2 separate regions of the Homo sapiens genome follow, and region 2 is linked to region 1. The links are chromatin loops, found by intact Hi-C in ENCODE. Cell type or tissue: dorsolateral prefrontal cortex. All regions are shown on one strand. Each heading gives the region's core, and the rest is flanking DNA. Links, peaks and the distances in the headings are about the cores only. Region 1 has its middle 51 kb from the start of LINC00895. Region 2 overlaps CDC45 (cell division cycle 45).

Region 1 (2,909 bases), core at 324-2,823:
GGTGCCATCTGGAATGGGGATAAACATTTGGGGCCATCAGTTGGTTCAGGAGGCTGTGAGGTCACATGGAACAGACAGCATCGGAAACCCCCAACCTGGATTCTGGGAGGCAGTGTGGCTGACAGCTCTGCAGGGACATGCCGCTTGACCATGAGTGGCTTTTTCATACTTTCTATATTTCAATGTTAGAGAGAAGAAAAAGCACTATTTAGCTGGGAACAATGGCTCACACCTGTCATCCCAGCACTTTGGGAGGCTGAGGCAGGAGGATCAGCTGAGCCTAGGAGGTCAAAGCTGCAGTGAGCTAGGATTGAAACTCTGCACCCCAGCCTGAGTGACTGAAAGTGAGACCCTGTCTATTAAGAAAAGAAAAGAAAAAAAGGCTGGGCATGGTGGCTCATGCCTGTAATCCCAGCACTTTGGGAGGCTGAGGTGGGTGGATCACCTGAGGTCAGGAGTTCAAGACCATCCTGCCCAACATGGTGAAACCCCATCTCTACTAAAAATACAAAAATTAGCTGGGCGTGGTGGTGCATGCCTGTAATCCCAGCTACTCAGGAGGCTGAGGCAGGAGAATCGCTTGAACCCAGGAGGCGGAGGATGCAGTGAGCCAGGATCGTGCCACTGCACTCCAGCCTGGGTGACAGAGCGAGACTCCATCTCAAAAAGAAAAATAAAAAAGAAAGAGAAAGAAAGAAAATATGATTTATCTGCCCTGTCACCAAGAAAAAAAAAGAAAGAGAGAGAGAAAGAAAGAAAGAAAGAAAGAAAGAAGGAAAGAAAATACGATTTATCTGCCCTGCCATCAATTTGTCACTTTGAGAAAGAAAACAAGAAAAGGTTCTTGCCACAACAGACATACAAAGCATAATCTGCCGGTTTGGGAGGAAAGAGCCTTTTCCAGGGACTTTCTAGAAAGGCCTCTCTTGTTACCTGGCCTGTCAAGGTGTGTGGGGGCGGGAAATGCCGCTCTGCACCGACCCTGGCGCGGCCTGGAGCTACTGGCCCGGGACCTGGAATGGAGCAGGATTCCCACGTGCCCTTCGCGGGCTGTGCAAAGGGCGGCCAGGCAACCGCAGGAGACAGTCTCTCTAACGAGTAGAAACTTTTCTTACTTTTAGCAAACCAGCAATGCTTACTCTCTCAAATGGGGTCTTCTCTTTTAGAATCAACATTAGAACCTGACTCTGCCCCCCATGACATAGGCCCCAAAGAAAGACATCCAGGAACCAGCGTTCCTACGCTATGCTCCCTTTCCTTCAGGTGAGGGCATCGGCTTTAGCAATCTCAGGGACAACACTCACTTTTGCATGAAGAACTTTCATAAACTCCACACCTGAGTTTCAGGCTGGAAAGAAATCAAGAAAAGCCAGTGAAATTTGATCACAGAACGCCCCAGCTCAGCAATGCATCACCAGAAGTAATAGAACCTCCTGCAGGGTTCTGACCCCCTCCCTCCCCCTGCCAACACGTTTTTAACAAAAGCCAGACCGCAGGGACTACATCAAACCTTAACACTTCTGCTCATCAGAGGACTCAGTCAACAGAGTAATGGCAACTGACAGAATGAGAAAAAATATTGGCAAATCATACATCTGACGAGGATCAACAGCCACAACATAGAAAGAACTCTTGGCTGGGCACGGTGGCTCACGCCTGTAATCCCAGCACTTTGGAAGGCCGAAGAGGGTGGATCACCTGAGGTCAGGAGTTCGAGAACAGCCTGGCCAACATGGTGAAAACCCATTTCTACCAAAAATACAAAAATTAGCTGAGCGTGGTGGTGCGCGCCTGTAATCCCAGCTACCAGGGAGCCTGAAGCTGGAGAAACGCTTGAACCCGGGAGGCAGAGATTGCAGTGAGTTGAGATCGCGCCACAGTACTCCAGCCTGGATGTGAGAAACAAACTCACTCATCCAAACCCAAAGAATGGACTCAGAGACCCAGAGAACAGCCAAAGTGAGACTTTTAATGACGATCTTGCCTGATAGGCAGGCACAGCCAGCACAGTTTCAATAGGCAATGTATCCCCTAGTGTGCAGGTCCCTCCCCCAGTTCCTCATAAAGTGAGTACTATGGGGCTACAACCTTCCCGGACATCGCCTACTGATTGTTCTGATTGTTAGGTAGGGCCTGTAGGTGTTTTTTTTTTTTTTTTTTTACAGTTATCTTGCTGCATTTTGTTGCAGCCCACAATGCATTGCAATCCTAGTTAGCTCAGGGGTTCTCCAAGTTTTTGACTTGTGACCTAAGTAGCTGGGCAGGCTGAAAAGAACAGACAAAGCGAGCTATTTTGAAGACTAGTAAGCTTTCGTCTTAGACTGAATTTCTTTGGTTCAGGTGAAGGCAACTAAGGGTGGGGAGGGTGGGGGTGCGGGGCGTGGCAAGAAGAGAGGGAAGGGGAAGGCCGACAAGCAGTCATTGGCTATCCAAGCAGGGGCCTGGTATATCCTGTTTCTTCTGTAGTTTGCTGACCTAAGCCAATTCAATGCACTTTGTCTTGGAAATAGACCACTGTATACATTATTTCCTTCATGGGTGACAGAGCAAAACTCTGTCTCAAGAAAAAAAAAACAACAACACACAACAACAACAAAAACTTTTAAAACTCAACAACAACAAAATCAAATAATCCAATCTAAAAATAAGTGAAAGCCTGGGAGTGGTGGCTCATGTCTGTAATCCCAGCACTTTGCCAGCACTTTGGGAGGCTGAGGTGGAAGGATCCCTTGAGGTCAGGAGTTCGAGACCACGCTGGGCAACATAGTGAGACACTGTCTCTACAAAAAATAAGAAAAAATGAAATTAGCTGGGCATAGTGGCGCATGTCTGTAATCTCATCTGCTTGGAAGGCTGAGGCAGGAGAATCACTTGAACCCAGGAGGCAGAGGTTGCAGTGAGCTGGGATC
Region 2 (2,909 bases), core at 158-2,657, 120 kb after region 1:
ACTTTACTGAGTACAGGCTGAGCAGCAGGAGTGGGGAAGGTGAAGCTGTACTGTATTCTCTTCCTCTGCATTCTCCGACACTCCAAGTCCCATGTTTGTGTGAAGCTCCCAGGGCTTCACAGTTAGGAAAAAGACCAAAATCACACACATACCCAGAAAGGGGCTGCATCTGACACTCCTGGTGGGGACAAGGGAAACACCCTCCCTGTGGGAGGACAGAGCTGCTTATGTGGCACTGACCAAGGCAACAAATACTCCCACACAGCTGCCGCAGGGGCTACGTACCACAGCATGTCATTCAGGTCCTTGGACAGCATCCAAGCCAGCTCAAACATCACCATGGCTGACTGTAAGGAAGCAGAGAAGTCTAAGGCTCATGGGAGGGGCATGTGCTGGGGCTGGGCCATGCAGCCAGACTGGACTTGAGCCAGAAGGGCCCTGGCAAACCCCTGCGGATGGAGGGTCTACCTGGCCAGGGCATGTGGGTGGATTCCAGCCCGACATGTGGGATGAGTACACGCTAAACTGAGAAGAGGAAGACTGAAAGTAACTCCTTTGCTACCTAAAATCATTACTGTCTGTATATTTTATCCTGTAGCAAGGGAAGAATTCACTTGGTAGGGGCAGCCCGGGTGCAGCACTGGCTGGGGCCTCTTTGTATCTCCCTGTGTTCCTCAGTGATGCCCAAGGCAGGCACTGAATCCCAAAGGCCAGGAGACCCCATCATTTGCCTGGCTCTGCATCCGCACACTCCTCCTGCTTGGCTGGCGTCCTCAAACACATTCCCAGGAAGGCCAGGTGAGGCAGAGCCCTGGGTCCAATTATTTGAATATTAAAGAGGGAGGGGCCTCAGCACCTCTCTTTCCAACAGGGCTGTCCACATCGGAGCATTTAACTCCCATAAGCAGAGGGTCTCTATTTGGTAAAAGACCTTGAGGAAGACTGGTGTCTGACCAGAAGACCCTAAGATCCCCTTTGCCGTGAGATGCGGGCTTCCTCCAGGGAGAGAATTTCCAAGGGAACTGGCCCCATATATCTGGAGGGAGTTATCTTCTCTAAGTGAGCATCAGCACCCTCCCCACCAACTGTTTAGAATTTTCCATTAGCAAGGACTGAGCAGAGACAGCAAAAGGATGATCCTTCAAAGGACAATGGAACCTTGACAATAAAAGGGACACTGGAAATACGGTGCTTAGAGTTCAAGGTCCCAGTATTAAATTCTAAGACTAAATACAGGATGTTTTATTGAAACTTATTTTCTAGGGCTCCTTAAGGCCTTGAGCTCTGCTCAACACTATTGACATAGTAGGTTTTCTACACTAAATTCTGTTTTGTAAAAGACACACACTGATGGGCCATTATAAGTCTATAGCGTTTTATCTTCTCGCACAGAGACTGGTACAAACTCATTCTGTGTTTTTGATGAACAAAAATAAACGCTGCTCTTCTTTGATCACCTATTGGGTGCAAACGACCATTTTAATAATTACCTCTGAAATGAGGATTATTCTCTTTACAGAGGAGGAGATGTTTAAGGCTCAGAGAGCTTGCAACACCTGCCCAAGGTCACACAGGGGGAAGACATGGAGCTCAGATTCAAACCAGGCTTTTGTGGCTCTAAAATCTACGTTTCTTCTTCACATTTGAGGACACTGACCCCTGGAGTCAGAACTTTATAGTGAGTTCCACCTATTCATACTTACCGATGTCCCATGATATTCATACTGCTCGTAGTCAAAGAGGATGTCTCTTCTGTAATGACATAAAATGCAGGTCTTCAACAGGAAGTAGCAGTACAGGAAGCCAAATATTTTGGAAAAATGCTAAACTTGACAGTATTCAATGAAATGCAAATTAAATCATGGTACTATTTGTTTTCACATATTGACTCTTGGTTTTTTCTTTTTTGTTGAGACAGGTTCTTGCTATGTCTCCCAGGCTGAAGTGCAGTGGTGTGATCACAGCTCACTGCAGCCTTGACATCCTGGGCTCAAGTGATCCTCCTAACTCAGCCTCCTAAGTAGATGGGGCTACAGGCATGTGCCACTACACCCAGCTAATTTTAAAAAAATTTTTTAATAGAGACAAAGTCTCACTATGTTGTCCAGGTTGGTCTCAAACTCCTGGGCTCAAGCAGTCCTTCCACCTTGGCTTCCCAAAGTATTGGGATTATAGGCATGAGCCACAACACCTGGCCACTTATTGACTCTTTAGCAGAATGTATATGTGTAACGTTGGGAAATTAACACAAACTGCCAGTGGCAATGTATGATGTAAAGTGGTATAGTTCAGAATTCCATTTCAGAGAAATTGTCCCATAATTACAATTCAAAGGAAAAAGCAAGACAAAACTTGCTGTGTGCACAAAGTAATTCACTGAAGCCTTATTTATAATGGCAAAATATTGGAAGTAACCTACATTTCAAAAAGAAGGGAAACTGCCAATTAAGTACTAGGCTGTTTAGAAAGCCTGTTCAGAACTATTTTAAATGGTTATATTAAGTAGAAAGATGCAAAATCAGATGTATCATGTAAAATATGCACAAGTATGTATAACCCAGGAATAGAAACCCAAACCCAGAATCTCTTTTAATTAGGCAGTGTGATTATGGATTATTTTCACTTTTCTTTCCTTATGCTTCCTGAAATGGTTTTATATTATCCTTTTTTGGTTTGTTTTTAGAGACAAGGTCTCGCTCTGTCACCCAGGCTGGAGTGCAATGGCACAATCATAGTTCACTGCAGCCTTGAACTCTCCTGGATTCTCCTGCCTGGGCCTCCCAAAGTGTTGGGAATACAGGCATGAGCCACCACACCTGTCTTACGTTGTCCTTATCCGAGGGGGCAGCCTTCCTCCTGTGGCAGCGGCAGGAGTGCATGCCCTCAGCTGAAACAGGGGGAACATCAGC

What was found. A loop is a pair of places that touch in the nucleus more often than their neighbours do. Peaks named below come from ENCODE experiments on the same cell type or tissue, not always from the same donor. Only the 100,000 strongest peaks of a DNase experiment are listed, where the experiment ranks them.
Region 2: it touches region 1 in a loop (4-fold over the local background); 20 of 110 quality-filtered maps call a loop at or near these places.

Annotation. Positions count from the first base shown.
Region 1 is chr22:19,615,899-19,618,807 of GRCh38, reverse strand. No RefSeq gene overlaps it. Among named protein-coding and RNA genes, the nearest start is that of LINC00895, 51 kb to the right of the region's middle. RefSeq lists enhancers at 498-1,076, 1,077-1,656. In dorsolateral prefrontal cortex, for the core only: no CTCF peak of the experiment used is centred there; no DNase peak of the experiment used is centred there.
Region 2 is chr22:19,494,824-19,497,732 of GRCh38, reverse strand. It overlaps CDC45 (cell division cycle 45), which reads right to left. Exons shown (of 19, transcript NM_003504.5): 7 at 1,704-1,752; 8 at 286-347. Among named protein-coding and RNA genes, the nearest start is that of CDC45, 16 kb to the right of the region's middle. In dorsolateral prefrontal cortex, for the core only: a CTCF peak has its summit at 1,641 (motif pointing left); no DNase peak of the experiment used is centred there.